Regions from separate parts of the Homo sapiens genome. Here regions 1, 3, 4, 5 and 6 are each linked to region 2. Evidence: chromatin loops called from intact Hi-C (ENCODE). Cell type or tissue: PC-3. All regions are shown on one strand.

Region 1 (5,000 bases), 140 kb before region 2:
CCCCAGACAGTCTTTTGGGATAGGTGGTCTGTTGCCAATTCCATGATGTGGCCTAGACACCTGTTAAGTCGATATTGTTCCGCCTCGCTCCATGGAGATACAAGGGTACAGTGGGCAATGAAGAGGAACCATCCCCTCTCTGACACACCACATTGAACAACTCCACAAGAAGGCTTTTCCTCAGAGATGCTCTTCTAATATGTTCCCTTGCTTCCATGACCCCTTCTTCCCCACTCTAGCCATTTTTATCAATATAGGAAAGGGAGGTTGCTAGAATATTTGATGGAATGTCCCTCTTTGTAAGACATAACAGGCAGCTTTTTCACATACAAGTTTAACTTAGAACATAACATCCACTTGTGTATCCTTGGCTGTAAGCTGTCTCTGTAGTAATCCCTGCACCAGTCATCAAAGAGTAAGACATTGAAGAAGAAAAACGTGTGTAGACTTTTTTGACATACAAATTTAAAATCATACTTTTCATATAGTTCCATAACCTACTTTTTACACAGTATGACATAACTGGCACTGTGTTTAAGTAATATATAAAATGATGTTTAATAGATGCATGGTATCCACATTGAATGTATATAGTAATACATTGTTGTTGGAAAATTTTTCAAGAATGTTTTAATATTCAGGAAAATAAATAGTAATATATAATCAAGTGTTTTCACATGGACATGTCTTCCTCTCCTTTGGTGCCAAATGGGTAAAAAGAAGGCAATAGATCAGGTGGGCTTTAAACTCTGAAAACATTATTAGGGATTATAGCCTATCCTCAAGCTTATTTCCTGAGCTCAAAACTGGGCAAAACAGGAATTCAACTGTGAGATGAGAGTTTGGTTAGAATACATGTCTAAGCTCTAACTAGTGTTCCTTCTGAAACACCCTGAGTCTTTTCAGAGAGGAGATGGGACTGCCTGAAGGTGATTATCAGGAGGCCCAGTACTGTTTTGCTGCTGAAAAAGTCTGACGATTACAAGTTGCAGTTCTTCCACTTTGTATTTGAGAAGCATTCTCAGTATGTTTCTTTCTTGGTTTCTTACTTAAAGGAAGTTCTTACCCCAAATTAGGTTAATAAGGATCTTGCCTTATGGCAAGAATCTGCTTTCTATTATGAAAGTGCCAATATCTGAGAGACAAACCATCCTTTAGACTTTCTCTTTCTTAATCTTGTGCTGGCCAGTTGTTGTCATACTCTAAACTTCATCCACATACTACCTCCTAGAGAAACCACCTCCTGGCCTTTTCATCTTAGTTAAATGCCTCTTCCATGTGTTCCCAGATCCCACTGTATTTATCCGTATGACAGCACTGGTATTACCACAATATAATCATCTGCATACCATCTTCTCTATTTGGGTGTAGGCCTCTAAAGGCAAGGAGTTGTTAAAATCTCCTAACACCTGAAACCCACCTAAGGCCTGGATCATAGAGGAGGCACAATAAACATTGAATGAGTGGATGGATGGATGGATGGATGGATGGATGGATGGATGGATGGTTGGATGGTTTTACTAACATTATATCACCACGGAGCAGCGATCAGACTAGATTCAGCTTTCAAGACTTAAATTTATAAGTACTATGTTTATACCACTCTACCTTGACTAATCATCTATAACCAGAGCCAAGTTTATGTTGAATGTTTTGTTTCACATTGAACTCCATGGTGGTTTTATTTACTGAACATCACAACACTGATAACAACATTTTATATTGTATAGCTAAAGTCTGGTAGTCTCTTATGTTTGACTGTAATGGTCCACTCTTTCTCTCCTGTAAGATTCTGACTCCTGAGAGCTATGAAATAACACCAAGGAAAGGAAGCAAAGCAATGTTTGTACTCATTGTATCACCTAAAGCTTGTCATACAAACAGCATGACTCACACTGGTCTTGTCCATACTGAAGGCCCAGGAGCACCCTGTCTGTGGTTTTTAATTACCAGGACCTTACTATACACCCTGTAGGCACTGAGTGATTACTCTGTATAACTGTTTCCTGATGTATATCAAACCACGCTGTAATGTAAAGCCTGCCACAAAACCACACTCATGTTAAAGAAGTAAATACAGCAAGTACATTCTTATCAATAGGGATGACAGTAATAAGCCCATCTAAAATGAACTGAGCAGCTGACATACCTCCCAAACAACTCTTGAGTTTGTTGTCTGGCATACCTCCCAAACAACTCTTGAGTTTGTTGTCTGGCATACCTCCCAAACAACTCTTGAGTTTGTTGTCAGCTTATAATTGTGGTATTGGTTACTCCTTCTTTTCACCTACCACAGTGCATTGTACCTATCTCTTTAATAGTATCTATGACTGTGTAAGCCTCTGAGGGGATGGGACTATGTTTACCTCTGCACACACAGTGCCTGACATAGTATGGTTGTCCAAGAAATATTTATGAGAAGAGTGAGTAAGTAAGTGAAATAATATATTGATCCTCTTTGAGTCAAATATTACATATAATTTTAATTATTTTTCTGAGTAGAAATGAACTTTGCCCATCATCTTTCACACATTCTATCTTATATTCTTTTATGGTGAAAAGCATGCATTGATGGGGCTACAGGATAGGATTGCGGGATAAGTGCAGTCTCTGGTTTTGGATTAGAACAAAATTAACTGGCTTACTGTCATCACACCCAGGATATTGGCCCCCTGAGGAGCATTTTTTCACTTGTTTCTTTTAATTCTGACTGATCAGTTATGTAAAGATATTTATCCATTTGGATTTAGATTTAAAATGTAGAAATATGATACTATCAAAGGAGAAATCTGTAATGCCCCTAGGATACACGATGGGATGCAAAGGGAAGTTTGGAAAATCAAAGTAGTTAAATAGAATTCATATTAAGAAGAGAAATCTGGCCTTTGATTTCTTAGCCACAAAAGCATCACTTGAAAGAGTAGAAATAAACAAGAGATGACACAGAATCAGAAGACACATATGTTGTAAATTGGGGAAAAGCAAATCAGAAGCCAACATTTTTTTTTGCTGGAATTGATTTGAAAAACAGTTTTCTGTACAGCTCTACAAATAGTATTTCATAAATCCTGAGTGCTTTATCCTTTTTCTAAACAGTCTTGTGTTTGACATCATGTTTCAGTTTTTTGAGACACTTAGTGGTTATGCAGCTTCACTATTCAGGTAGACTCTTCCCATAGCTACATAACATGTTGCTTCCACCCTCAGCATTCTACAGTTCCAAATCCAGTTGGCTGATATAAGTCATCATCTTATTTGATATCTTTGTAGATTTTAACACTACTTACCAAAAATTTCTTGAGACTGCTTCTTATCTTGGTTTCTAGGATATGATTCTCTTTTGGTTCTCTCCCTTCTTTTTGCCTTATCATTAGGCATCTTTATGGAGTCCTTTCCCATTTTCCTTTAATGGTAGAATTCACTGGTGTTCAATCTTAATTGTCTTTTCAGATTAAAAGCTATCTCTGGAGAAGATGATGTCAGCAAGATGGCAGAATAGAAAAATCCAGGTCCTGGTTCCACCACAGAAACATGAAGTAAACAACAAAGGAATGGCTTAATAGCCTTGTGAGAGCTCTAGAAACCAGTCAAGAGACTGCAGCAACCAAGAAAATGTCCAACCAAGCAAAAGCCACACTCAAAATGGTAGAAAATTTCATGGCATTTTTCTTAGCCTTTGCCCTAGTCTCTCTCTCATCATAGTGCAGTGGGGTTAAGAGGAAGCCACCCAATTCCTGCCTCTTCCCTTGAAACAGGATGAAAAAAAAAAAGCGGGACATGTTTACAGTGTCTGTCTGGAGGCTGCCGGCAGGACTGGTTTCTCTCTTTCCTGGCTTGGAACTCAGGCAAGAATGTAGTCATAGTTTGGATATTGAAAGCCACTGAAAGCGGTAGCAACAACCTCAGCCTGTGAGAGATGCAAGCAGATGAAAATGCACAGGTGACTGGGGACAAGAAATAATGAGCAGAGAAATACAGTAAAATATCTAAGACTTTGAGAAGAAGGATGAGACTCTTAGAGAAATTAAGGCATGTTAAATAAAGCTCTGTATATAGGAGAATTGGAGGGAAAGCACGTGCACAAATACAGAGAACATGAATGCTCAGAAAAGGTCTGAGAAGACCTTCAGCCTTCATGCTAGGCTGATTGGTGAAGGTCTTTTTCTGCACAAAGCCAATCTGCAAAGACAGGAAGAGGTGACTATTTTTTCAAATGCCCAATTGAACAAAAGATCCAGACATACAAAGAAACAAGGAAACATGCTCAAAAGAACAAAACAAGCCTCTAGGAATGTACCCTAAAGAAACACAGACTTCAGAAAAATTAGACAAAGACTTTAAAACAATTGTCTTAAATATGCTCAAAGACCTAGAGAAAAGGACAGAGAACTAAAAGAAATCAGAACATATTGTAGGAACAAAATGAAAATATCAAAAAAGAGGAATTACCAAAAAAAAAAAAAAACCAAACAGATTTCTAGATCTAAGAAATAAATACAAGAACTGAATGTAAAAATTCACTAGAGGGAATCAACAGAGGAAGATAATTTATAAAGATGAAGACAGGTAATTTGAAATCATCAACTCTGAGTAACAAAAAGAAAAAAGAATAAAAGTTAAATGAGCCTAACGGACTTATGGGACACCATCAACTGCATGAATTATGGGAGTCCTAGAAAAAGAAAAAAAGAGAAAAGAAAGAGTGCTCATTTGAAGACATGATGGCTGAACACTTCCCAAATTTGAGAAAAGACATGGATGTACAAATTCAAGAAGCTCAGCAAACACCAAATAGGATTAAACTAAACACAACACAGCAAGACACACTGTATTCAAACTACTGAAAGTCAAAGACATAAAGAATTTTGAAAATCTCAAGAAAAATAATTACTCTTTACAAATGAGAAATCTTCAATAAGATTGTCAGCAGGCTTCTCAATAGAAGACTTTCAGGCCAGAAGACAGTAGGTTATATTTAAAGTGTTGACAGAAAAAAAAAA
Region 2 (5,000 bases):
TTCTCTTGTACAAATATATCATACATACAATGCTTTGACCATTTTATAAAAATAATCCATAAGTTATTATGTGATTGTTAAAGCTTTGTTGATTATGTTATCTACATTTGTGTAAGTATATTTAAATCTTTTTTTAAAAAGAGTCTTTCTTCCCTTTATGATGGCATAAATCCTTCCTCCAATTTTTCTTCAAAAAACACTAATGCCAAAAAAGAAAATGAATTTTAAAAACAGCTAGCCAACATTCTTAAAGCTCAGACTCGTGGCCTCGTGGCCAGGCATAACAGAAGATAGGACTGGAATTTAGACTGAGTCTTAATTTCTAACCCTGACCTTTCTGTGCAAACCTAGTCAAGTCTCTATACCTCATATTTCCTCAGTGTAAAACTGCACACCATCTTTCTCCAAGGTCTTAGTGAAGAAATGAGGTCAGAAGTAGGAAAAAGCTCTGCAAAGATGAGAGACTGTTACTGCAAGTAGTACATTGAATAATACCATTCAACCTCCCTGCTACCCGTCCATTCTAAAAAACGGTTTGAGTTTAGGTTTTATTGCACCATATACAGGGCCAGATTAATATGCATGGGGGTCTTAGAAGCTAAAAATTGTCATCACCCAACACACAAGTAATTCAAAATATGTTTTACATTACTAAACTGTAAAATACATGTTTTATGACTTATTTTATATCTCATTAAGATGCTTTCCTTTGATGCATGTTTTGATGTTCTTTATCATTTTTGTAATATTGTCATTCCATCTTGATCTTTGACACTGTTTCACTGGCTTTCTAGGATGAAGGTCTGGCTGCCGCTGGGGAGCCCAGCCCTGAGGCTACATCACTTAAACTCACTGGAGCCCTCACTTCCCCACCTGTACAATATAGTACTTTGGGAATGAAGGCTCTCTAACCACAAGATCTTATTAAATTAGTATAAGAAGAATTAAAGTTCAGATTTGTTTGTCCATCTTTCTGTCAAGAAGCATGTGTTCTTAAATAGCATTTGCATGTTATCAAGCTAGGCAAACTTATAAAAATTAAGGTGCATTTCAGAATGAAAGGCCTACTGAAAAAAGATTTTAGTTATGCCAGGAATATTCCCCAATGTTTCTAGATTAGTGAACCAGATGATATGCCTCTTATAAATCTAATTTCCTGCCTTATTTGGTAGCCAAGTCATTGGAGAATTGGATGAAATATATCAAAATAAGAAGAAACGGAAATAGCCTAAGCCATGTGCTCTGAGTACGTAATTTTAGATCTCTGAACCACGTGCAGACACTGAACCTAATCACACTTCATAACCTCATAAATTCTCCCCTTCATTCTTTTGCTCTCTAATGCACCCATGAAATCTTAATTAGAAATCTATGTTTAAAAATAATAGGACTCTTCCAAGGTGGATTTTTTAATCCTAAAAATTACATTGGGGAAATCAAGGTTCATGAAGTTATGGTTAACATTAACTTTGATATGCTTTCTGAGATTTGAGTTACAGTGTGTGTGTATGTGTGCACACACATACTATAAAGTCAACATTTTAGTAGCAGTATGTTAACGGAAGCATGTTCATGGATAATGATAATAATAATCTTAGCATTTACAAAGCTGTGTATCAATTAATCCTCACCACAACCAAATTCCAGTCTTGGAAATGATTAAACTGATGCCCAGGGAATTTCAAGAAATTTACTTGGGGTCAAGAGGTAAAAGCCTGGACTGAAAAATTCTGGTTCCTGGCCCAGGGCACTCCCTTTATACTTCAATGAGTCCTCCAAAATCTGAGATGATGTTTTATAGCTTTGTATAAGCAAATGTTTTAATTCCTTTGTTTGAAAAGATTGGTTATCAAAAGCATGGGTGATTACAAACGAAATATACAAAGCATAGGATGGTAGAAAATTCAGTTTCAATCCAACTCTACCATGTATTTCATTAGTGACTATGGAAACATAAACCTTTCCACCTACAACTCAGCTGGGTTATTTTTCCCTCATTAAACAGTAATAACAACACTGTATGTAGCTCCTCTAACCCAAATGATGCAAAAGGATTAACTTTCATTTTCCATGAATGGAGAATCCCTGAAGTGGGGTAAGCTGTCATTTGAGAGAGAAGTAATTGCTATATATATATACATATATATATATACACACACACATACACATATATATAAAAGAAGAAGAAGAAGTGGAAGGCCAAGGTGGCCAGCCCCTAAACAAGGCTGGGTCTACTCAGTACTAGTAACCAGCAGCTGAGGTCAGAGAAGAGGAACAGAGAGATTGTATCCCTAGATCTATACCTAGAGCCTTTTGGCTTGTTTCCCAACTCTCCTCTGTGTGTGTATATTTGGATCTATATGTGCATACACGTGCAATATTTTCCAGCATCATCCCCATCCAAATTATTCTGTCCTATTTTGAATACCCAGATCAAAACATATATCTAAACACTTCATTTAGAAAATATCATCACTCTGCAAATAGTGAATAATATTAGCTGCCCCTGATATTGTTCATTCTCTTATTTGTGGATGAGCACTTGACTGCCTGAGAAGTTTTCTAATCAACTCTTCAGGAAAAGAGGATAAGCTGTCTTCAGACACAAGAGAATCGTTACTTTTACTGTGGTGCCCCCTAGTGCTGTTCAGATTAGACTCACTTTCTATATTTGCCAAAATACAGACTACACAAGAGAAGCAAAATTTGGAGAGGTAACAATGTTGGTAATTTTTCCTGTATTTCCTTTGGCGTAGGAGAGAATGAAGCGTGTTCCTTTAGCATGATTCACAAGATCCTTTGTGAACTGCTCCCCACCTCCCCAGCTTTTCAGCTTCATCTCCACCACTTTCCCACAGGAACACTCAACTTGAGCTATTCAGAAAAACTTGCTGTTCTGCCTAGTAAGCCTTCTACCCCTACCCACCAATTCCCATCCGCTTGTCTGCTTAAATAATTTATCCTCCTCCTTCTAGTATTAGCTGAAGCATTATCTCCTCCTGCAGGTTTTCCTGACTCCCCAGAAGGCTGAGGCAGCCCTCCCTCCTCCCTCCTCTCATCTTCCCATTGTCCCTTGAGCATGTCACTCTTTTGTCCCCACCCTGCATCTTGACTGTGAGTGTAAATAGTTCAAAAACCTTCTCCAATGGATGTTTATATCGCCAGTGCCTCAAATGGTACCTAGCACAAGTAAACACTCAATGGAAAAAAATCTGTGTAAGGATGGTTTCATTGATAATAAGAAGAACCATAGTGTAGGAATCAGGAGTTCTGGTGAATTAACCAGCTAAGTGGTCACGAATGGTTCACCTACCCTCTCTAGGTTTCTGTTTTCTTATCTGTAAATAGACTATATCTAATACCTGCCCCCAAATTCAATGATTCTATATGTTTAATACCTCCTTTAGAAGCCTCAAAATGCCTTATGACAAGCCAAGTCAACTTCAGATGTTAATTTTTTAATTCTCAAAGATTTGCTTATGAAAAGCAAATTCAAATGCCTTTGAAATTATCTTATTTGCAGGTCTATTGTTAAAAAAGAACTTCTAAAAACTTTCTAAATGACATGGAGACATTTAAATTAAGCTAATCTGAAACAATATTTTTTTCAGGCAAACTCCTCTTTCTCTTATTAAATGATACAAAGAAAGGTCCAAGTTGTAGCCCGAAACTTCATTAAGAAACTGTGAATTCTAATTCCAGCTTTCACTGATACAGAACTGGTCAACTCACTTTCTAAGTATCTCTACTTCTGTTGTTCCCAGCTGAAAAAAAAGTGATAAGAACTGAAAAAAAGTGATAAGTAGGAATTGCTGAAAAAAATCACTAAAAGCCTTCAGGTCTTTGAGCATGATGATAAAGGTGATATGAATCTTGGAAAAGCCAAGTTTCAATGGTTTCAGTGAGGTTTCTCACACCTTATAGGTCAGCTTTTTCTGCCTTTGTTCCATAGCTGAAGTTCCAGGTAAGACTGGAAGCCTGACAATTTAAGTGGATGTCCCAATGTAATATCCAAACAGTGTGTATTGGTTTTGGTGACAGAAGCACTGAATTATATACCTTATGTCATGAATATTCTTACAGGGCATTCACTTCTTTCCCTTTTCTAAACAGTGTGTTTTGCTAATCCAGAATAGGTTATTTAGATATGTACAGAATATATAACTTAAGTATAGAAAAGTACATATGTGCAAATTTGATTCCCCTCAATCCCTTCTTAGGAGCCAGGAAATCCATAAGCTTAAACACAAATATACTAACTCACATTTTGTATTTCTCAAATCCTTATATCCATTCTATGAATATATAAACTATATACTCATAAGATATTGAGCTGGAAGACATCTTATTGATCATTTGATCCTACTTTCTCATAATACAGATTATAAAAATCAAGGCTCAAAGAGGAAAGTAAATTAGATGAGGAGTGGGTAGGGTCTAACTTTTTTTCTAGCATCTTAAAAACAAAATATTCTGCATTTCCTGCATGTAGATAGACCTAACCCAGTGATGAGAAAACAGAGGCTACTAAATAAACTTGATTGAAAGGAAAGCTGACGGCCAAATGGAGCTTGGTAGCTATATCTGTATTTACAGAGCCATTCATGTAGGCAATTATTTTATAAGGCTAAAAAATTAAATCTAAGAAATAAAAGGGAAAATCACAATTATTTCCCAAAAACCTTTCTCTCACAATAAAAGAGGTCCAATTTAACTGGGTAAATGGTGAGCATTTCAGCTCTATTTCACCTCCAATACACATCACTGTAACATTATGTCTTATAAAATAGAGGTTTGACTTGCCTCATCACTACCAACACCACCACCACCACCACCACCCGATCCCTCAATCAAACTTCCAAACAGTATTGTAGATGAGTTTTAAATGGCTACTAGTCTATGTCTCTTTGTCAGCAGCTGCTCTACAATGTTCTCTCTCAATCTCTCTGTCTCTGTTTCTCTCTCTCTCTCAAACACACAGAAACACACACACACACACA
Region 3 (5,000 bases), 160 kb before region 2:
CTTTTTATTGGGAGGGTCTCAGAAGATGGGAGTATGAGAAGAATGAATTACAGCAGCCCAAGAATATGAGAACAAAGCCAGGCTACTGCCCCAGATCCTTTTTGCATACCAGGTAAATCTTCCATGGGAATAGAACTCCATTTTTCCACTCATGAATTCAAGAATTAGATAAAGATTCTTTGAAAAGCACATGTCCTCTGTCATCCATATTTGTTTTATCATGGATTAATGAAGTATCTCTGCAGATCCAACCAAAAGTCTTTGGCTCTTCCCCTGAGTCTCTTTCAGATAGGCATGATAGATGAAAATTCACGTGCAGAGGAGTTCTGTTTGTGTTGATTTTTGTAGACAGACAAACTCTAGAAATTGAATATCTTCTCCCTCCAATCCACCCACTGGCACCTCTACATGTGCTGAAGGGAATGAGGAGATCAAATCAAGTCTCTAGGAGATGAATTGGGGATTTGCTAGTAAAATGATACCCCAGTATGTATTATTTTTTAGAACCTGATGCTCAGAGTTGAATATCAAGTCTATGGTGTCCCCAACATGCAATTCATAAGTCCCTCCTACATTTTGGATTTTAGATTTGTTTGTTAGAGTTTGTATCATGTCTTTGTTTTTATACAGCCGCACCTCAAAAGGAGCTACATCATTGTAGTTTGCATTGGGAGCCACTTGGCCATAAATTAAATATAAGCCATTCTGAAGTATCTCCAGCTTCCAGTCAGACACCTTATTCACGCAAGGAGGTTCAGAAGATGCCATTTGCCATTTTGAGGGTAATGGTCCTATAAGAAATATACAAGGATAAAAAAGATGAAAGCATAGTTATTTCATTATTTCATCCTTTTCCAGATTGTAGTTAATTATTTACCACATACATGTTGTTTCTTTACCTGATCTACACTAGTTCTCTTCAAGCAGAATTTTTCTATTTTAAGTACCTATCTACTCCTTGTTTTAGAGAAATTGCAAATCCAAAGAGTATTTCTTGCTTGGAGCAAGAATTCTAAGGAAAAGAATTTGGAATAGAAAAATGACTTAAGTGACTTCGCATCTCTTGTTGATTAATATTTGTGGGAAAAAGAAAGGAGAAGAAAAGACTAATGGAGAAAGAAATCACAAGCCAAAATTTTGAAAACCAGGGTTGGCAGTCCATGCCTTTCCAGGCATTTTCGGTGTAAATACCACTGGCTGTTTATCACTTTATCAGTGTGGCTTTCCTTAATTATGCTATATTAAAAAGTGTTCTCCTATCATTCCCTCATTTTACCTTGCTTGAGTTTTCTTCATAAAGTGTGTCAGTGTCTAGGATGTTATAAACTAAATTGTTCATTTGTTTATTGTCCATCTTGTATCACTTTGAATGTAAAATTTTTTAGGACAAATATATCTCTATTTTGTTCATTCTTGTATTTTCAGCACCTGAAAAAGTCCCTGGTACCTGGTAGATGTTCCATAAATATTTATTGATTGAATGATACTTCCATGTTCCTGAATTAGGTGCTTTGTGTCTAAATTATGGCTGTTCTCCTCAGTTTGTAGGTATATATCATTTAAGACCTACTTAGGATTCATTAAATAAATCCCCCAAAAATAGCTAATTGTAAATTTATGAGTTTATAAATAGAAATAACTTGACTATTTAAATATAAGGATCCCTAGTGCAATACTGTCCCAAATGGTAAAGAAAAGGTAAAGACCTAATCATTCATTTTCATTAGCACATATGAAACTTAGATGTTTGCCTAACATTACTTGGTTTTGCACAGCAGTGTGATCTCACAGCCCCGGGAGGTGCTTTTACCACCCAGAATGCTTATCTGTTCTGCAATTCTCCATAATTTTTGTCCTTTGTCCCATAATTAAAAAGAAAACTTGATGAGGAAACACCCTGGAAGAGGTAACATTTTTACTTCAATGCTCATTCATATGAATGACTAATATAAGACTCTGAAGGTAGATTCTGGAGGAGAATGAAAGAGCGATCACTAGAACAAAAGACAAAGCCACCCAGTATCGCCAATGAGCTCGGAGCCCAGTAAATTTCTTCTTCCTTGACATGTAATAGGCAATAGGCAGGTCACCAGGAAGAAGTGTCATTGGTTCTCCCATTTAATTCTGTGAAAGGGGGTCATTTAAAGACCACCTTAGCATCACTTGAGTTTCTCAACTTTTACCACATCAAGGCATAATTTCACACATGCCATGCATTCCATTCCACTTATGGGCAAAACAAAAACAAAACACAAAGAAAGAGACAGGCAAAAGGACATTTTCTAATTCCCACAAGCCAAGGAAACCTACTGGTTTAAACTATATAGGAACACAGGGGTTGCAGAGTTAACTCTAGAAATGGTCTGTTCTCAACTGAAAATGTATGTTTGGCCTGAAACCTATAAACAACTTTAAAAAAAATGTATTTATCTGAAATTTTCCATGTATTCTAAGAATCTAAGGCTCAGTGTAACTGTAAACTGGTGTGTTTTCTAAGCAAATATCAGGTGACCACAAGGGAAAATGACTCAGAAGCTAAGCTTAGAAGAGAAAATAGTAGAGGAAGTGGCCACTTTTCCAACTCTCATTGCTCTTCTATACATTTAGAAACAACAATGGCACTCTCTCACATACTCCATTGGACATTAGCAATATGTGAAACATGAGAAAGACTTTAAGGAAAGGTTGTAGAAATCTGAAACTTGTTGTGTTTATTAAAACACAGAATTAAAAGGAGATTCCCGGATCTCAGATTCATAGGCCAGTAAGAGAGATGCTCATTCCTGGCCAGAGATGCAGCCTTCAACATAAGCTTTATCAGGGCATGGGCTTCTTTTGCCTGGTTTACCTCTGAAAGCCTCAGCTCTTGGGCAACTGCCCAGTACATGATAAGTAATTATACATAGTAGCTCAGAAATGAATAAAAGAAAATACAGGTTTTCTTGAGATCACTGACACCTGCCTTCTTGCATCAAAAACTAAGAAAAGTAAAAGACATGCAAGATAGGTTACTCACCAAACTTAGCCATACAGGGCTCCTTAGCAGTCTGTTGGGGAAATAAAAGATGAATTGATTAGGATGATGACAGTGTCATTAATTTTTTTGATTGATTTATTTAGAGCTTTGAATTCCTGAAGCAAACTAGTGTTCTATAACCATAAAAAAAATCCTTCCCTTCACCATGTCTCAGCCCTCTCAGCCTCCCTTTAAAGTTGAGTGGCTCCATCCTTTACCTTTTATTACCTAGCTTCCCTTTTAGGTCTTTTAGACAAAGGTCAAGATCTCATTCCATTACCTAATCTATACCTACAGGACAACTATTTGATATCGGACCCCCCCCCCAACCTTGGGCTCTAAAAGTTTTTCAACAAAATAGCAGTTTCCACACCCCAGTGACTGCACAAGGTGATCTGTTGGCATGTGAAAGGAAAATAGTGAAGCTTCTATTTATGTTTATTTTATTTAAAACAGTAAATTAAGCCCTAGAAATATTTACAACTCAGATTGATGAAACCACCCATGTATAATATTCAGATAACTACATGTCATATACAGTATCTGAGATACCCTGAAAAACAGTTCCAAGTTTCAGACTACTGCAATGTACGGCAGTTCACATGCTACAAGATGCCATCAGTGTGTGGTTAATTTTACAAACACAAGTAGTTAATGCTAAATGCTCAAAAATACGTTGTAGTAAATTCAGGCATAACCACAAACATTTTTTGTATCACCCAAAGGTTATTGGTTTCCTAATGGCAAAGTGCTTAAAAGACTTTTTGAACTTAAACGTGTTGCACACTTTCCTTTTGTAGGATTTCTCTGGCTGCTATGCTAGGAACAAATTAAACAGAGGCAAGGGCAAATGTAGTGAGACTAGCTAAGAGATCATTACAGTCATTCATCTAGGCAAGAGAGCATGGTGTCTCTGACCAAGGTGCTAGCTCTGTAGATGGTGATACTTGGTTGGAAAATAGAGCCAACAGAAGTTCCTGACATGGATATGGGGTAGGGAATGAGAAGAAACAAAGATGACTCCAGTATTTTAGGCCTGCATAATTGGAAAGATAAAGTTGTTATTCACTAAAATGGATAAGATGTAAGAGGAATAAATGGGGAGGGGAACAATGATGAGTTTGGTTGTGGACATATTAGTTTGTGATGCTTATTATAAATCCAAGTAAGTGTGTCAAGCAGGCTGAAATTTAAGGAGCTCTGGTGATATACATTTAAGAGTCTTAAGCTCATAGTTGATGTTTTAAGCTGTGAGATTGTATGAGGCCATCATGTTAGTGGGTGTAGATGGAGAGGAACACTGGGGCGTTGTGATGTTTAGAGGTCGGAGAATGAGAAAGAACAAGCAAGGGACAATAGAAAGGAAAAGCTGAGTCTGAAAGGAAACTAGGAGAGTCTGATGTTTGGAAGCCAAGAAAAGAAAGTATTTCATGAAGGACGAGTGATCAGCTGGTGTCAAATGCTGTTGATAGATCAAGTAAGAAGAGTACAGTGAATTGACTGATAGATTGAGCAACATGGTAGTCACTGGAGTTCTTGACAAAATTAGTTTCTGTGATATGTGAAGAGGGCAGAAGCTTAGTTAAAATAAATTTAAGGGTAAATGGGACAAGAGAAGTTGGAGGAATTTTGCTGTAGGGAGAGCAGAAAAAAATGAGTGGAGTTTGGATGAGGATGAGAGATCAAAGAGGTTTTTTGTTGTTGTTGTTGTTGTTGTTGTTGTTACGTTTTAATGTGAGAGAAATGACAACACGTTTTTCTATTTCCATTTGATGGAAATGTTTCTGTAAAATGGATGAGGCATAATATGTAAGAGCGAGGAGAGAACTGTTGCAGCAATGTCCCTGAGTAGGCAAGAGAGGATAAGATTTAGTTCATAGATGGCTTGGATAGATGCATGGACAATTTATCCATAGTGACAAGACAGAATAACAGTATACCTGGACACAAATGCCAATGAGTTGTTGATATTGGAACTTCTTTC
Region 4 (5,000 bases), 230 kb before region 2:
CACCAGGGCCAGCACATGTTGAGTGGTTTGGTTGGGTTATGACATTACTTGGAGCCATTCTTGGATATGTTATCTTTACACCAGCTTGCCTAAAAATATTTAAAAGATGCAATTCAAGCTAAGAAGATTTTTATATTTCTTTCATACATGGAGAAACCCCTAGATTGGAATAATCCAGGATTTGTGTTGGCACACCTCATGCCTTCTACCGTAAACATGCTTTCTCAACTCAGAAATGGTGCTTTTAAAAAATAAAATATCGGCGGGGCATGGTGGCTCACGCCTGTAATCCTAGCACTTTGGGAGGCCGAGACAGGTGGATCGCGGGTTCAGGAGATCCAGACCATCCTAGCTAACACGGTGAAACCCCGTCTCTACTAAAAATACAAAAAAAAAAAAAAAAAAAAATTAGCCAGGTGTAGTGGCAGGCGCCTGTAGTCCCAGCTACTCGGCAGGCTGAGGCAGGAGAATGGCGTGAACCGGGGAGGTGGAGCTTGCAGTGAGCGGAGATCGCGCCACTGCACTCCAGCCTGGGCGACAGAGCGAGACTCCGTCTCAAAAAACTAAATAAATAAATAAATAAATAAATAAAACATCAGGGAGGAGTTGGTTGGAATTTCGCATCTCCATGTGGAACACGTTTCAATATCTTTGATCTTTAAAGAAATCATGCCTTAAGTTTACCCTCTTTTTTGCTGTACTTTACCTATTGACTTCCATAATTGAAAAAGTCAACAAAAATAATTTATAGAAAAGTGATCAACACCCAAAAAGCCACATATCCAGACTCCATCCACAGGAAAGCAGCATGCTTCATTGACTATTATGGAAGGAGTTTGGACAGGATGATTTTTAAATCATCTCCCAGTCTTAACAGTCTATGTACTTAGAACTTAAACTTAGTGTTAAGGGGAAAAAAAATGAAAGAATTGTTCCCAGTCCCTGTTCCCAATTCTACTTCTAATTTTTTTTATTTTTATTTTTAAAATTCTTTTTATTTTTATTTTTAATTTTGTTTACTTTAAGTTCCAGGATGCATGTGTGGAATGTGCAGGTTTGTTACATAGGTATACATGTGCCATGGTGATTTGCTGAACCTATCAACCTGCCAACTAGGTTTTAAGCCCTGCATGCATTAGCTAATTGTCCTGATGCTCTCCCTCCCCTCACCACCCCTCCTGCCTACAGGCCCACATCCCTCCTGCCTACAGGCCCTGGTGTGTGTTGTTCCCCTCCCTGTGTCTATGTGTTCTCATTGTTCAACTCCCACTTATGAGTGAGAACATGTGGTGTTTGGTTTTCTGTTCCTGTGTTAGTTTGCTGAAGGTGATGGCTTCCAGCTTCATCTATGTACCTGCAAAGGACATGATCTCATTCCTTTTTATGGCTGCATAGTATTTCATAGTATATATATATATGTATGACTTGTACACAGTGACATGCACAGATCTTAAATATATAGCACTTTAGCACTACTCTGATCAAGATAAGAATAACACCAGTCCTTGACAGGCTCCCTTATGCCCCTTCTCAGTCTCTGTCTCCCCAAAGGTAATGTCTATTTTCTACTTTATCACCACAGATTAGTTTTGTCTATTTTTAAATTTTAAAATTTAAAATAACTTAAATATTTTTAAATATATTGATGGACTCATACAATATACACTCTTGTGTCTAGATTTTTTCATGCAGTATACTTCTGTGAGATCCATCCATGTTGTTTGAGTGTAGCAGTAGTTCATTCTTTTTCATTTCTACTTTATATTCCATTGTACAATTATATCACAGCATGTCTATCCTTTCTACCATGAATAAATATTCGGACTGTTTCTAATTTTTGGCTATTGTGAATAAGCTCTTAAGAACATTCTTGTACATGTTTTTAGTTTTCCCAGTTTTCTTTTCTTTTTTTTTTCTTTTTTTTGCACATAAGCACTCGTTTCTGCTGGGTGCATAGCCAGGAGTACAGTTGTAGAGCCACAGGGTCATATTTAGCTTTAGAAGATATTGTCAAACAGTTTCCCAAAGTGGTGTGACCACCAAAACCACCCTCCTCTTGTTTACCCCCTACCTCACTGGCCATTCTTTCTCAATTTTTTTTTGCCAATCCTTCGTAATAGCCCAGTGTTTTAACAAAGAAGTACCCTATTCAAATCCACATCTCCTTTTGGCCTCATCCTCCTTTTCCCTTTCCCTACCTTATTTTTCTTTATATCAATTATAACCATTTATAATAATGTATAATTCGCCAAGGTATTTACTGTCTTTAACCCTGTATATTTTAAGGGGTATAAGCTTCATGAGAACAGAACTTGTGCTACTTTTATTCCCTGATACATTCCCTGTACCCAGAACAGTCTCTGGCACATAGCAAGCACTCAATAAATATTTGATGAATAATTGAGTGATTAACTGAATGGAGGAAATGTTAGGGAAAAATGGTAAGAGGCAGTGGAGAGATATATTCTCCCCCAAAATCTTTAATGAATCGCTAGTATGGATGTAGCCCTGTTTGAACCTGGACATTCTGAACTTTATATGAATTGCATCATCAAAGTTTAAGTTCCAAAGGCAGGTGTCCTTGAGTTCCTGACTGGGACAGAGATGAGTGGAGAGGAATCAAATCCTGAAAAACATCTGGCTTTGTTTTTTGTGGCAAGTGTCAAGGTCCCTCAAAAAAAGTGCCCAAAATAACTTTATAATCACTTTAAACTGAAACGTAAACTAAAGAATTGTGCAGTTTGGCAGCCACTGACGTCACATCATTTCATCCAGTTCTAACCAGAAGCTTCCCAGGAACACAATAGCTGTTGAATCATTAGCCAGGGTGTGTAACTGGAGCCAGCTACCAATCTGGCCTAAACCCTGAGTTATACAATAAAAGTAGTTTGTAAGCTAGACTGAAATCTCTGTGGCCAGAACAAACAGTTAAACTGAAAATTATCACAAGGAAAGGCCAAAGTCAACAAGTTTGGTAGTGACTCAAAAAAAAAAAAAAAAAAAAAAAAAAAAAAAGCAAGGAGCTCTTGGCTTTGGCCCAGGGCAGACCAAGGAAACAGAGGATAGGTGAGAGATGCAGGCTCACATCAGGTCAAGGACAAGGTGGAGGGCACCCAGAATGTTTGATGGCATTCAGTATTCATTTTGCATTCTGTGTTCTTGGAAAGCCAGGGTGCAGCCTGGGCCTCCCAAAGGTATTAGCAGTGTCAGGCACCTGATGGCCTAATGCCACTTACAGAAGCAGATTTCTAAAATCTCACTGGAGATCTAAATCAGGAAGACCAAGAACAGAATGAAGTGATGGGGAAGGCTTTGTTGTTAGCGCTGGAGACTATTTTCAAAATAAGCTGAGTTTATCCAAGATTCTTGGCCATTGAGCAACTTTTTCAAAGGTAATCGAGGTTGGTTGTCCCAACCCTTCTTCTTCTTAAAGTACAAAAAGACATTTGGCCAATAAACCACTACACAAATATTTCTGTTCTTAGGTTTCTGACTATATTTTGTCTTATATGACATACTGCTTTTATGCTTCCTTCTAAATTTTAATTATGAGAAGAGTAGAGCCTATGATTTACCCATCTGTAAATCTTCCCCCAAACCACGACCTCCACCTAGTTCAGGGCTTTGAACATGATAGGAACTCAGTAAACATTGTTGAAATGAATGGAATATCTTTCAAATGTGTGAGGAATCATACTATGTTTAAGGCATATTGAAACTCTGCTATGGTATGATTTCTTCCTCGCAACCACCAGCACAATAGAACCAAACTGGTTTGTCCACACTTCCTGCCCAGGTAACTGGAGGTGAAACTTTTGCTCACCTTAAAATATTTGTCATATTGCCTTAATGTCTTTGCCCACAGAATTAATGGAAATACTTGGGTTTACTGATAATTGATAATTGGGCTTAAAAATATTTGTGTAGTAAACATAGCCAGACTATGTCCTATGTGCCCAAAACATCTCTCAGTGATTAAAAGTATTCTGTTTTGAAAATAAATAAGCATGATGATGCATGCTGGGGTTTGGTAATAATTTGCTACGTTTGGTTCAAATTAGTCAGTTCCTTTCAAAGTCATTGAAGAGTAAAATATGAACTGCCATGCAATGAGGCTGACCTGGAACTCTCACTTCCCCAAGTCATTTCTTGGCCATAGGTCGGTGGTGACCATTTCATGGCCTGTTTGAGGAGAAAGCACTGGAAAGAAGCTTTTTATTGTTGTTTTATTGTTGTCTTCTTCTCTGTTTTATGCCTTTTTCTGTGGTACAATTACCAACGTGTGTGATATCTAGTACTGTCTGTTTAAATATAGTCTCCCTTCTGCTTATAATGTTTTCTTCTTTATAGAGACATTTCTTTTAAAAGTGCTTACACCTATATTTCATCAGTGCTTACACCTATATTTGATAAGATGGGAGTGGAGGAGAAGGAGGAGTGCGTAGAAAGAAAGCTTGTAGTATTAAGAAAAACTATGAGTTTGTAGAATCTCACCTTGGCAGGAAATGGTTGAAGACACTAAAGACACTGATGTGGAATGAGTGAGCTTGCCCTGTTTTGGAATTTTAAAAACTGAAGCTTTCTTTCATATAGTTGCTGGATGTTTTCTTTTTCAGCTGTATGAAATAAATAGTACCACCTTTGTTAAACCCCAGTAATGAACATTGTGATGGTTAATTTTATGTGTCAATTTGACTAGGCTACAATACCTATATATTGAGTAAAACACCAGTCTAGATGTTGCTGTGAAGCTGTTTTTAGATGAGCTTAATATTTAAATCAGAGACTTTCAATAAAGCAGACTACCCCTCATAATGTGGGTGAACCTTTTCCAATCAGTTGAAGGCTTTGAGAGAAAAAGACTGAGGTCCTCCAAATAGGAAGAAATTCTGCCTCCAGGCTACCCTTGGACTCAAGTTACAACATTAAGTCTTCTCGCCAGCCTGCTGACTTACCCAGAATTTGGAATTGTTAGCCCCCACAATCACATGAGCCAATTC
Region 5 (5,000 bases), 340 kb before region 2:
GGAGGGAGGGAGACAGGGAGAGAGAGAGAGAAAGAGAGAAAGTTAAAGATGACTGCAAAGTTTTTGGCCTGAGGAACCAGAAAGGTAAAGTTCCCATATTCTGAGATGAGAAAGACTGCAGGAAGAGCAGGTAGGGCATGCATGTGGGGACCCAGGTATTCAGATTTGGTCATGCTGGTTTGAAATACCTGATGGACATCCAAATTGCAGTATCAACTAAATAGCTGGGTAGGTGAGTTGAATTTAGCAATTAAGTTCCACTGAAGATGTAGATTTGTATTTACGAATCATGGCATAGAGGTGGTATGTAAAACCATCACACTGGATGAGATCACCTAATGCTGTGCTTTTTTAAACTTTATGGACCACAAGCCACAGAATAAATTTACGCATGTCACATTACAACATGGTAAACACATTCTTCCATCCTGCCACCCCCAACACACAGATACACATACACTCTGATTCAAAAGTTTCATGAGAAAAGCCAACCTTTACCACATATATTATACTCTGACATTTTCAGTTATATTTAATTTATTTCATCAAAAATACAGGTCACATTCTTCTAAATTGACTTTACAATGCACTAATGGGTTGCAAGGCCACATTTTGAAAAGTTCTGGCCTTGGAGATGAATATAACCAGGTCTGAAGAAAAGAGGTTTAGAGTTCATGTTTATAGTTTAGGAAATGAGGAGGAGCCAGCACAGGTGAGATTGAGAAAGAAAGGTCAGGGAAGTAGGAGGGGAACCAGTCCCACCTGGATGCCACAAGGTCTGTATTCCTGCTCCCAGTCCCTGGCTCTGGTCCTCTCTCACCTTACCTTTCCTGGCTGCTCCTCTCTCCCTTCACCCCTTCATCCCATAGATAGGCATGAACATATCCCCCTCACTGCCAAAAGGCTATTGTGTTTAATTGACCTATGCTGTATGTTTGGGAATATCATGGTGGGATTACAACACAATGCAGAGACAACAGACAAATGCAATATTAGACATATTATTTTCTTAACATTCCTTCGCAATCCACAACATAGCAAATTTGTCACTGGTTGCTTTTCTTGTTTAGGCCTTAGGTGGCTCCAAACCACTGTTTCTCTCAGGACTGCCCACCACACGCTCTTTGCTCGGGCCTCATTTTAGTCTCCTTTCCCCCAGTGTCTAGCCAGGAGAGAATGCCAAAATTCTGTTTATTAAACAAAGAAATATAGCTCTGCCTTTGAGCTATCTTTCTCTTTCAGACTAAACACCAGGTCTAATTTTACATTAAGTAAAGGCTTATTAAAGTATTTCTAAAGACAAAATAAGTTCTCTCCCCCTAAATAATTCTGAATTCCTCTTTGGGAAATCAGCCTAAATATTTACAGCTTTCAAAAACACAAGTTTCCCCACTCCTGGCTTTATATGTCTATTTCTATGTACCATGTCATGCTTTTTCAAGCATTGTACCCCAAGAATAATTTTTTTTAAAAAAGAGTTCTATCAGTTGCAACAATTTGATAGAGTACAACAATTGGTGATGACAATACGATTTCTATGATATTTGGTCATTTTAATTTTGAAATTACTAATTATACAATTTAATATCAAAATGAGTATATATAAAAAAGTATAATTTTAACCAAATATTGAAAAATGTATTTTTAAAAATGCCAGCCCACTTAAAACTTAAAAAATCTAACATAATAGTTAATAAGTATATTTAAGGCAGGAAATCTCATATCATGACAAGATTAAATTAAGAAAACACAAGTTTGGGCCAGGCGTGGTGGCTCACACCTGTAATCCCAGCACTTTGGGAGGCCGAGGTGGGCGGATCATAAGGTCAGAAGATCGAGACCATCCTGGCTAACACAGTGAAACCCCGTCTCTACTAAAAAATACAAAAAAATTAGCCGGGTGTGGTGGCGGGTGCCTGTAGTCCCAGCTACTTGGGAGGCTGAGGCAGGAGAATGGCGTGAACCTGGGAGGCAGAGCTTGCAGTGAGCTGAGATCGCGCCACTGCATTCCAGCATGGGTGACAGAGCAAGACTCTGTCTCAAAAAATAAAAAAAGAAAACACAAGTTTGCTGTCAGAGATAAGGCTCCCAGTACTACAACAAAGAAACTGCTTATAAAAGATGATTATGTGGTTATAGAACTCATGCCAAAGGAATCAGTAATTGCACATTACATTAGGAAATACAGTCATAGATTAGGTTTCCAGTTTGTATGTTTAAGCTAAATTCCACATTGTTTGAATCTAAGGTTGCATCAGCATTTAAAAAAAAAGGTGAAGTGATTATGGAAAATGCTCTTGTTTAGACAGGGGTCAGTCTGGTCTGCTGCCTGTTTTGTAAATTTTTATTGGAACACAGCAAAACCTATTTGTTTAATATTGCTTCAGGCTGTTTTCACACTACAACTGTTGGATTGAGTAGTTACAAAAGATACTCACCCACAGCCCACTGAGACTAAAATGTTTATTACCTGCCCCTTTATAGACAAAGAAACAGTACAAGAAGGAATCTCAGAACATCAAGAAGGAAGAAAGAACACAGTAAACAAAAATATGGGTAAATATATTAGGTTTTAATTCTCCTAGAGTTTTTTCTATTATGTTTGATAGTTGAAGGAAAAATTATATTTTATAACTGGCTTCATATGTAGAAGAAATATTTAAGGAAATTACATTATTAACAGGGGAGGATAAAGGGGCACTTTATTTCAACTGGTAAAATGACTATGACAGTGGACTGTGATAAGTTATGTATGTAAACATAATACCTAAAGAAACCACTAAAAAAAACTATATAAAAGATATAATTAAAAACTCTAAAGCTAATCAAAGAGGAAATGTAAAAACTTCTCTAGCATACCAGACGAAGACAAGAGAAAGAAAACAAAGAAATAACAGAAATGCAAAGCAGAAAACAAAAATTAAGTGGTAGATTTAAGTCTTAATATATCAATAATTACCTTAAATGTAGTCTAACTATACCAATTGCAAGTCAGAGATTGCACAGTACACTAAAAATTATGAAAACTATATGTTGTCTACAAGAAACTCACTTAAAATATAATGATATAGGCAGGTTGAAAATTAAAATGGTAGAAAAGGTATCTTACAAACATTAATCAAAAGAAACAAGTGGCTATATTACTATCAAATAATTTAGATTCAAGAGCAAAGAAAATTGCAAAACAGAGAGATTATATAATTAGGGGATGACTCCATGAAGAAGACAGAGCAATATTAAATGTAAATGCACCAAGCAACAGAGAAGTAAAATATTTGAAGCAAAAACTGAAAATAACTAGACAAATCCACAATTATAGTTGTAAACTTCAACACAAGTCTGTCAAAACTGAAAACTAGACAAAAAAAGCAAGACTATAGAATTAAACAACAGCATCTAACAAAATATAATTGACATTTATAGAACAATTCATCCAACAGCAGCAGAACTCTTTGCAAATTCCAAAGAAACACACACCAAGATCGACTATATCTTGATCCTAAAATTAAAAAACAGAAAAACTCAACAAATTTAAAAGAATTGAAATTATACAGTGTGTCCTCTGATCACAATGAAATCAAATTAGAAATAAAAAAAGACAAGGCCGGGTGTGGTGGCTCACGCCTGTAATCCCAGCACTTTGGGAAGCCAAGGCGGTGGATCACGAGGTCAGGAAATCGAGACCATCCTGGTTAACACAGTGAAACCCCGTCTCTACTAAAAATACAAAAAATTAGCCGAGTGTGGTGGCGGGCACCTGTAGTAACAAATTACTCAGCTACTCGGAGGCTGAGGCAGGAGAGTGGCGTGAACTCGGGAGGCGGAGCTTGCAGTGAGCAGAGATCACGCCACTGCACTCCAGCCTGGGCGACAGAGCGAGACTCCATCCCAAAAAATAAATAAATAAAAGTTTAAAAAGATAATAAAAAGTCTTCAAACACTTGAAAAGTAAATAGCATATTTATAAATAATCCATGGGTCAAAGAGGAAGTTTCAAGAGGAAAAAACATTGGACTTAATGAAAATTAAAATACAACTGATCAAAATTTGTGGGGCACAACTAAAGCAGTGCTGAGGAAACTTTAGAGCACCAAGTGAATATATTATAAAAGAGAAAAGATCTCAAATCAATAATCTAAGTGCTCACCTTGTGGTAGAAAGAATAATGACCTCCCAAACCTGTGAATATGTTTCCCTATGTGGCAAAAGGGAATTTGCAAGTGTGATTAAGTTAAGGAACTTGAGATGGGGGGATTATCATGGATTATCTGAGATGCAATATAATCACAAGAATCCTTATAAGAAGGCATCAAGAATGCCTGAGAGGAAATTTGAATATACTCTGCCCTGGCTTTGAAGAGGGAGGAAAGAGTCATGAGCCAAGGAATGCAAGCAGCCTCTAGAAGCTGGAAAAAGCAAGGAAACAGATTCTTCCCTGGTGCCTCCAGAAAGAAGGCAGCCCTATTGACACCTTGATTACAGACAAGTGCAATTCTGACACAGAATAGTAAGGAATAAATTTGTGTTAAGCACTAAGTTTGTGGTAATTTGTTACAGCAGCAATAGAAAACTAACACAGATTTTGGTTAGGAAGCAGTGTGTAACAAATGCCTAAAAATATGTAAGTGGCTTATGTATTGGGCAATGATAGAGACTGGAATAATTTCATGGAACACGACAGAAAAACCCTAGATTGCCTTGAGCCGATTGCTAGTAAAAATATGCATGCTAGTGACACTGCTAATTAGGACTCAGAAAGAAGTGAAGACCATGGTAGAAAAAATATATTGTCTTGGAGAATATAAAAATAATCATAAATAGACTTTTTATAGAATTATAGATGTTATAGGTATTGACAGTGAGGGCTCAGATAGGAACATGTTATTGAGAGCTGGAGAAAAGAGGATCTTTGTTATATAATGACAGGAAGCTTAGTTTAAAAGCTTCTTGCAGTTATGTGGAAAGCAGGATTTGTATGTAATGAATTTGGAAATTTGTTT
Region 6 (5,000 bases), 210 kb after region 2:
TGTGCAATACCATACAAACACACTCAAAGGAAGCAGGGCTTTGGCATATAGTAGGCACTCAATAAATATTTGAATCAACAAATAAATATATGGATAGCTCTGAACTACTAGGGGGAAAAAAAGCACTCATTTGAGTAAACAGGTCATCATTAATTATTATTTACTGTACTCTATTCTTGTCTGCCATAGGAAAAACAAGAGCTATATGCCCCAGTGCTTGACCACTTATTTATTTACTTATTTCACAAAAATTATTAAATACCTACTATGTTCCAGGAACTCTACAGGGAATTTGGCCTACATAGCTAACGAAGACATTACAGGGTTGCATTATAACTTCCATGAGTCCTAGGCACTTTTGCCTTCATGGACCCCTTCTTCCATTAAAAAAATTAAAATTTTTATTTTACATTGTCTTAAAGATAAATATAATTCAGGCCGGATTCATTGCTATGTTCTTAATTATTATACTCACTATTTCTTCAGAATTTAAAAGCAATTAATATGAAAACATTGTCGTGGACCCTAAAATTACCCTGGGCCCTGGGCTCTGTGTCTGTTGTGCCCAGTGGGGCGATTGCCCTGCGACAGTCTCTGTCTTCCTGCCTCCTGTCCTGAATGAATCGGTCCAAATGTTACTCAAAGGAGCTGATCAAAGTAGCTGGGACCTGGAGAGAATTCCCAGGTGTGGGAATCCTGAGAGGTAATTACGGAGAGCTTCCGAATGGAGAGCCTGTGGCCGTGGGGTGAAAGTGAAAGTGAACAGTGACAGCGGCCTGTTGGGTGGTACTGGGTTCTGAGCAGGGCGAGGAGGGGAATCTAGTTGGGGGGATGGGGAGACAGTAGCAATGGCAAGGCAGGATATTACAGCAGCAGCAGGATGAGAAGGGTGACTGCCTCACTCGGTGCAGACTGCTGGCACCTGAGTGGAGTAAGGCTGATGGCTGTGCAGGGAGCAAAGGCAGTGGCCACTGGGGAGGCAGGTGGTGCGGGAGGGGAGAAAAGCAGACCAAACAGCCTGGCTGGGGTGTTGGGGCCCAAGAAGGATGAGGAGGATATTAGCACAGTCCGTGTGGAGTGTCAGAACCTGAGGGTAGATCAAGGTAACCAGCTTCTCACAGTCAGAAAAAGAAGTTACAAATCTGGCCAGGCGCGGTGGCTCACACCTATAATCCCAGCACTTTGGGAGGCCAAGGTGGGCAAATCACTTGAGACCACCCTAGGCGATATGACGAAACCCCGTCTCCATAAAAAGTATAAAAATTTGTCGGGTGTGGTCGCACACACCTGTAATCCCAGCTACTCAGGAGGCTGAGGTAGAATAATCACTTGAGCCCAGGAAGTGGAGGTTGCAATGAGCTGAGATCATGCCACTGCACTCCAGCCTGGGTGACAGAGCAAGACTCTGCCTCAAAAAAAAAAAAAAAAAAAAAAAAGTTACAAATCTGGAAAGTGAAAACTAGAATGAATCTGTGCTGCTGTAGATTAAAATCATCACTATCAGCATGAATTCATGCTTTCCTGTAATATACAGATATAAAACTAGATGTAAATGGGTGTGTGTGTGTGTGTGTGTGTGTGTCCTAGCTCTATACATTGAGAGCCTGGGAGCAGAGACATCCCAATAGCAATGAACACAGCTATCATCCATATTTTGATTTCTGCTATGGTTTGACAGTTTTTATCCCCTACAAAATTCATATATTTAAATCCTAATCCCCAGAGTGATGGTATTAGGAGGTGGGGACTTTGGGAGGTGATAAGGTCATCAGGGCAGAGGTCCAGGTATGGGACTCATGCCCTTATAGAAGAGGCTCAGAGAACTGCCTTGCCCCTTACACAGCCAGAAAGTTGGCAATCTGCATCTCACAGGCAAACCCTCATCAGACCCCAACCATGCTGGCACCCTCATCTTGAACTTACCAGCCTCCAGATCTGTGGAAAATACACTTCTGTTGTTTATAAGCTAACCAGTCTATGATATTTGTTATAGCAACCCAAACAGACTAAGACAACTTCTAAATACCATTTTCCATGAAAAAGAGCCAGGCCCCTCAGGAGAAATGGCAGGAAAATTACAAGATGAGTTTGGAATATCTTGTTGTTCCAGAAGGCAAGGACATGTACAAAGAATGATAGGAACAGGCAAGAAAATATACAAAGAATGATAGGAACACTGGCCAAATTGGGAACAATTTGATGAAAACAGATTAGAACCCAATAGATAAAATAAGCTTCCATGGGTCCATACTAATATAAATAATTGATTGATTAATAAGGAAGAAAGTAAGTTTTTTCTTATAGTAGAATGCCAACTAATTAAATGCAGAATGGATAATTAAATTTAAAAAATCACTGCTTGGCAACCATCATAATAGTATGGTTTCAGACAAGAAATATCAATGGATGCTAAAACTAATGGATGAACATTTCATGCAGAATGGAGTTGTTTTTTTTTTCTTTTGAGACAGGGTCTCACTCCTGTCACTCAGGCTGGAGTGCAGTGGCTCGATCACTGCAGCCTCAACTTCCCAGGCCCAGGTGATTCTCCCACCTTAGCCTACCGAGTAGCTGGGACTACAGGCATGCGCCACCATGCCTGGCTAAATTTTGTATTTTTAGTAGAGACGGGGGGTTTCACCATGTTTCCCAGGCTGGTCTCAAACTTCTGGCCTAAAGTGATCCACCCTCCTTGGCCTCACAAAGAGTTGGGATTACACGGATGAGCCACTGCACCTGGCCAGAATGGGATATTTAAATAGTCTCAAAGTACCTTCCGTAAAATATTTACAAATTTTTTTAAAAAATAATAATTTTACAGTGAAGAGGACTGGCAGACACCTCTTAATTAAGTGATCAAAGTGAACATCACCATTAATAAGACAAACTGAAATTGTGCACCACCTGTAGGATGCAATGAGAAGACCATACACAGCATCACTTCTCTGCTATTCCTACCAAAAATGAAAAGCATTACCTAAATCTAATTCTGAGGAAATATGAGACAAACTCAAATGAAGGAGCATTCCACAGAATAACTGTAATCTACTAAAATGTGAAGGTCATGGAATCAAGGAAAGACTGAGGAACTCCCCTACTCTGAGAGGGTCAAAGAGGCACAACAACCAAATGCAGTGCTTGATCCTGAACTTCTGCGATAATCACATTTATTGGGACAGCTGGGGAAACTGGAATGGTGTCTGCAGATTCAATGTTAGTAATGTATTAATGTTATTAATACTTTTATAACTTAGATAGTTGTATTATTTTTATATAGAAGAATGTCCTTGGGTCCAGGAATGATACATTCAAATATTAAAGTGATACGGCATCATGCAATAATTTCCTCTCCAACAGTTCAGAAAAAAAAGTCATTATACTATTCTTGCCAGTTTTCTTTAGGATTGAAATTATTTCAAAATAAGAAGAAAAAATTAAATTGAAAGTCATCAAACTTTTTAAGGTAAAGCCCAAGACTACAGAATTTATAACTGAACTATTGTGTATTCCCTGAAGGACATTTGCTTTTAGTGATTTTTTCTTAAAAATCAAGTATTCTTTTCTGGCATAAAAATATGACTCCCACATGCAAATCTAATCTACAGTGTGAGAAGTGCAGGCAGTGGTTACGCTGGCAGGAGGATGAAGGGGAAGTGGTGGCTGGCAGTAAGCCCTGAGGAGCTCCCGCAGCTCTCCATGCTTCCTGATCTAGGCTCTGAGTGCACGGGTGTAAGTCCTTTATGTACATGTACACCCTCCTGCTGCATTCAAGGTTTGTACTCTTTTCTGTATACATATTATACTTCAATAAAACATAAACTTAAATTTTTTAAAAAACCAGGTGCAGTGGCTCACACCTACAATCCCAGCAATTTGGAAGGCCAGGGTGGATGGATCACTTGAGCCCAGGAGTTTGAGACCAGCCTGGGCAACATAGTGAGACCTCATCTCTACAAAAAATCAAAAAATGAGGCGGGAGGATCACCTGAGCCTTGGAGGTTGAGGCTACAGTGAGCCGTGATTGCACCACTGCACTCCAGCCTGGGTGACAGAGTGTGACACTGCCTCAATTTAAAAATAAAAAATAAAAAAAGACACAGGCCTTGATCTTAAGAAGTCCACAATCCAGCATAAACAGAAGATGATGACAGCTGTCACAGTTGCATGTCTGACACCCACAAACCAACAGTGAATCACCAGACTAACCTACAAAGAAGCTCTAAATTTGCGGTTCAACAAGAATTCAAGGAATAAGGTTACTGGGGCCCAGGAAAGTAAATAGATACATATATACATTCACTCACTCACTGGTTCTCCGTATACTCACTCATCAACTCCCCATTTCTTCTTCTCAAATAAAAGTTGTAAATGGGTGTCAAGATTCTATTTTGGTACCACCTTATTACTACCTTCCTCTCACAATGGGAGGGAACATTCAAAAGACATTTAAAGGGACTTGGTCATAGGAAGCCCCCAGTGGTACCTTAATAGTTGTGAGCATGTCTAAGTGAGCCCACGTGGTGGAGATGTGATGTCAGAGATGGGAAATGAGGGAGTCAGAAGTGGTCTCACCATGTCACTGGCCTCCAGGTTATCATCCAATGTCCATCATTTCCTACCTGCTGCTAGTGAGAAGACCTTGGTGCTCCTTGGACTGAACTTTGGCCTAGGACTTGCCTGAAGCTCTGTGTACAGCTTTAAACCCCAACTTTCCAGCACTGACCACCATGACAGGACGGAACCCAGTGTCCTGGGGTAAAACCCAAGGGGTAGCAGCTGCACTGGGGAGACATGTACCCAGTCTGGACTAGTCCTTAATGTGTGGTTTTCACCTTCATGAAGGCCTCTCATGCTTCTTTCTTTGACAGGAAGGACTTGGGGGAAGTCCCTCTGATTTCCCCCTGCTGACACTGGTCCGCTTTGGCCGCTTGACGTGTGTGGGCTTCCTGAAGTCTCTGTTGCTGCGGACCAGGGCATATCACTTTGCCCATGGTCAAAGG

The links. A loop is a pair of places that touch in the nucleus more often than their neighbours do. Peaks named below come from ENCODE experiments on the same cell type or tissue, not always from the same donor. Only the 100,000 strongest peaks of a DNase experiment are listed, where the experiment ranks them.
Region 1: a loop joins it to region 2, with 3 times the contacts of the local background. A loop is called at or near these places in 7 of 110 quality-filtered maps.
Region 3: a loop joins it to region 2, with 5 times the contacts of the local background. A loop is called at or near these places in 8 of 110 quality-filtered maps.
Region 4: a loop joins it to region 2, with 2.8 times the contacts of the local background. A loop is called at or near these places in 8 of 110 quality-filtered maps.
Region 5: a loop joins it to region 2, with 7 times the contacts of the local background. A loop is called at or near these places in 3 of 110 quality-filtered maps.
Region 6: it touches region 2 in a loop (3.0-fold over the local background); 5 of 110 quality-filtered maps call a loop at or near these places.

The regions. Positions count from the first base shown.
Region 1 is chr1:173,060,423-173,065,422 of GRCh38, forward strand. No RefSeq gene overlaps it. Among named protein-coding and RNA genes, the nearest start is that of TNFSF18, 12 kb to the left of the region's middle. In PC-3, no CTCF peak of the experiment used is centred here; DNase peaks (open chromatin) are centred at 1,949, 2,339 and 3,819; H3K27ac peaks cover 1,366 bases.
Region 2 is chr1:173,199,920-173,204,919 of GRCh38, forward strand. All of the region lies in intron 1 of TNFSF4 (TNF superfamily member 4), which reads right to left. Among named protein-coding and RNA genes, the nearest start is that of TNFSF4, 4.9 kb to the right of the region's middle. In PC-3, a CTCF peak has its summit at 2,638 (motif pointing left); a DNase peak (open chromatin) is centred at 2,632.
Region 3 is chr1:173,040,923-173,045,922 of GRCh38, forward strand. It overlaps TNFSF18 (TNF superfamily member 18), which reads right to left. Exons shown (of 3, transcript NM_005092.4): 2 at 3,017-3,047; 3 at 1-791. The coding sequence ends at 445. Among named protein-coding and RNA genes, the nearest start is that of TNFSF18, 7.5 kb to the right of the region's middle. In PC-3, no CTCF peak of the experiment used is centred here; DNase peaks (open chromatin) are centred at 2,149 and 2,539; H3K4me3 peaks cover 338 bases; H3K27ac peaks cover 1,073 bases.
Region 4 is chr1:172,973,731-172,978,730 of GRCh38, forward strand. No RefSeq gene overlaps it. Among named protein-coding and RNA genes, the nearest start is that of TNFSF18, 75 kb to the right of the region's middle. In PC-3, no CTCF peak of the experiment used is centred here; a DNase peak (open chromatin) is centred at 2,871; H3K4me3 peaks cover 283 bases; H3K27ac peaks cover 2,506 bases.
Region 5 is chr1:172,857,173-172,862,172 of GRCh38, forward strand. No RefSeq gene overlaps it. Among named protein-coding and RNA genes, the nearest start is that of TNFSF18, 190 kb to the right of the region's middle. In PC-3, CTCF peaks have their summits at 2,296, 2,516 and 4,152; a DNase peak (open chromatin) is centred at 2,179; H3K27ac peaks cover 835 bases.
Region 6 is chr1:173,406,148-173,411,147 of GRCh38, forward strand. All of the region lies in intron 2 of LOC100506023 (a long non-coding RNA gene), which reads right to left. It also overlaps a transcript of TNFSF4 not described here. Among named protein-coding and RNA genes, the nearest start is that of PRDX6-AS1, 53 kb to the right of the region's middle. RefSeq lists an enhancer at 4,552-5,000. In PC-3, CTCF peaks have their summits at 2,969 and 3,170; DNase peaks (open chromatin) are centred at 3,664 and 4,214; H3K27ac peaks cover 1,089 bases.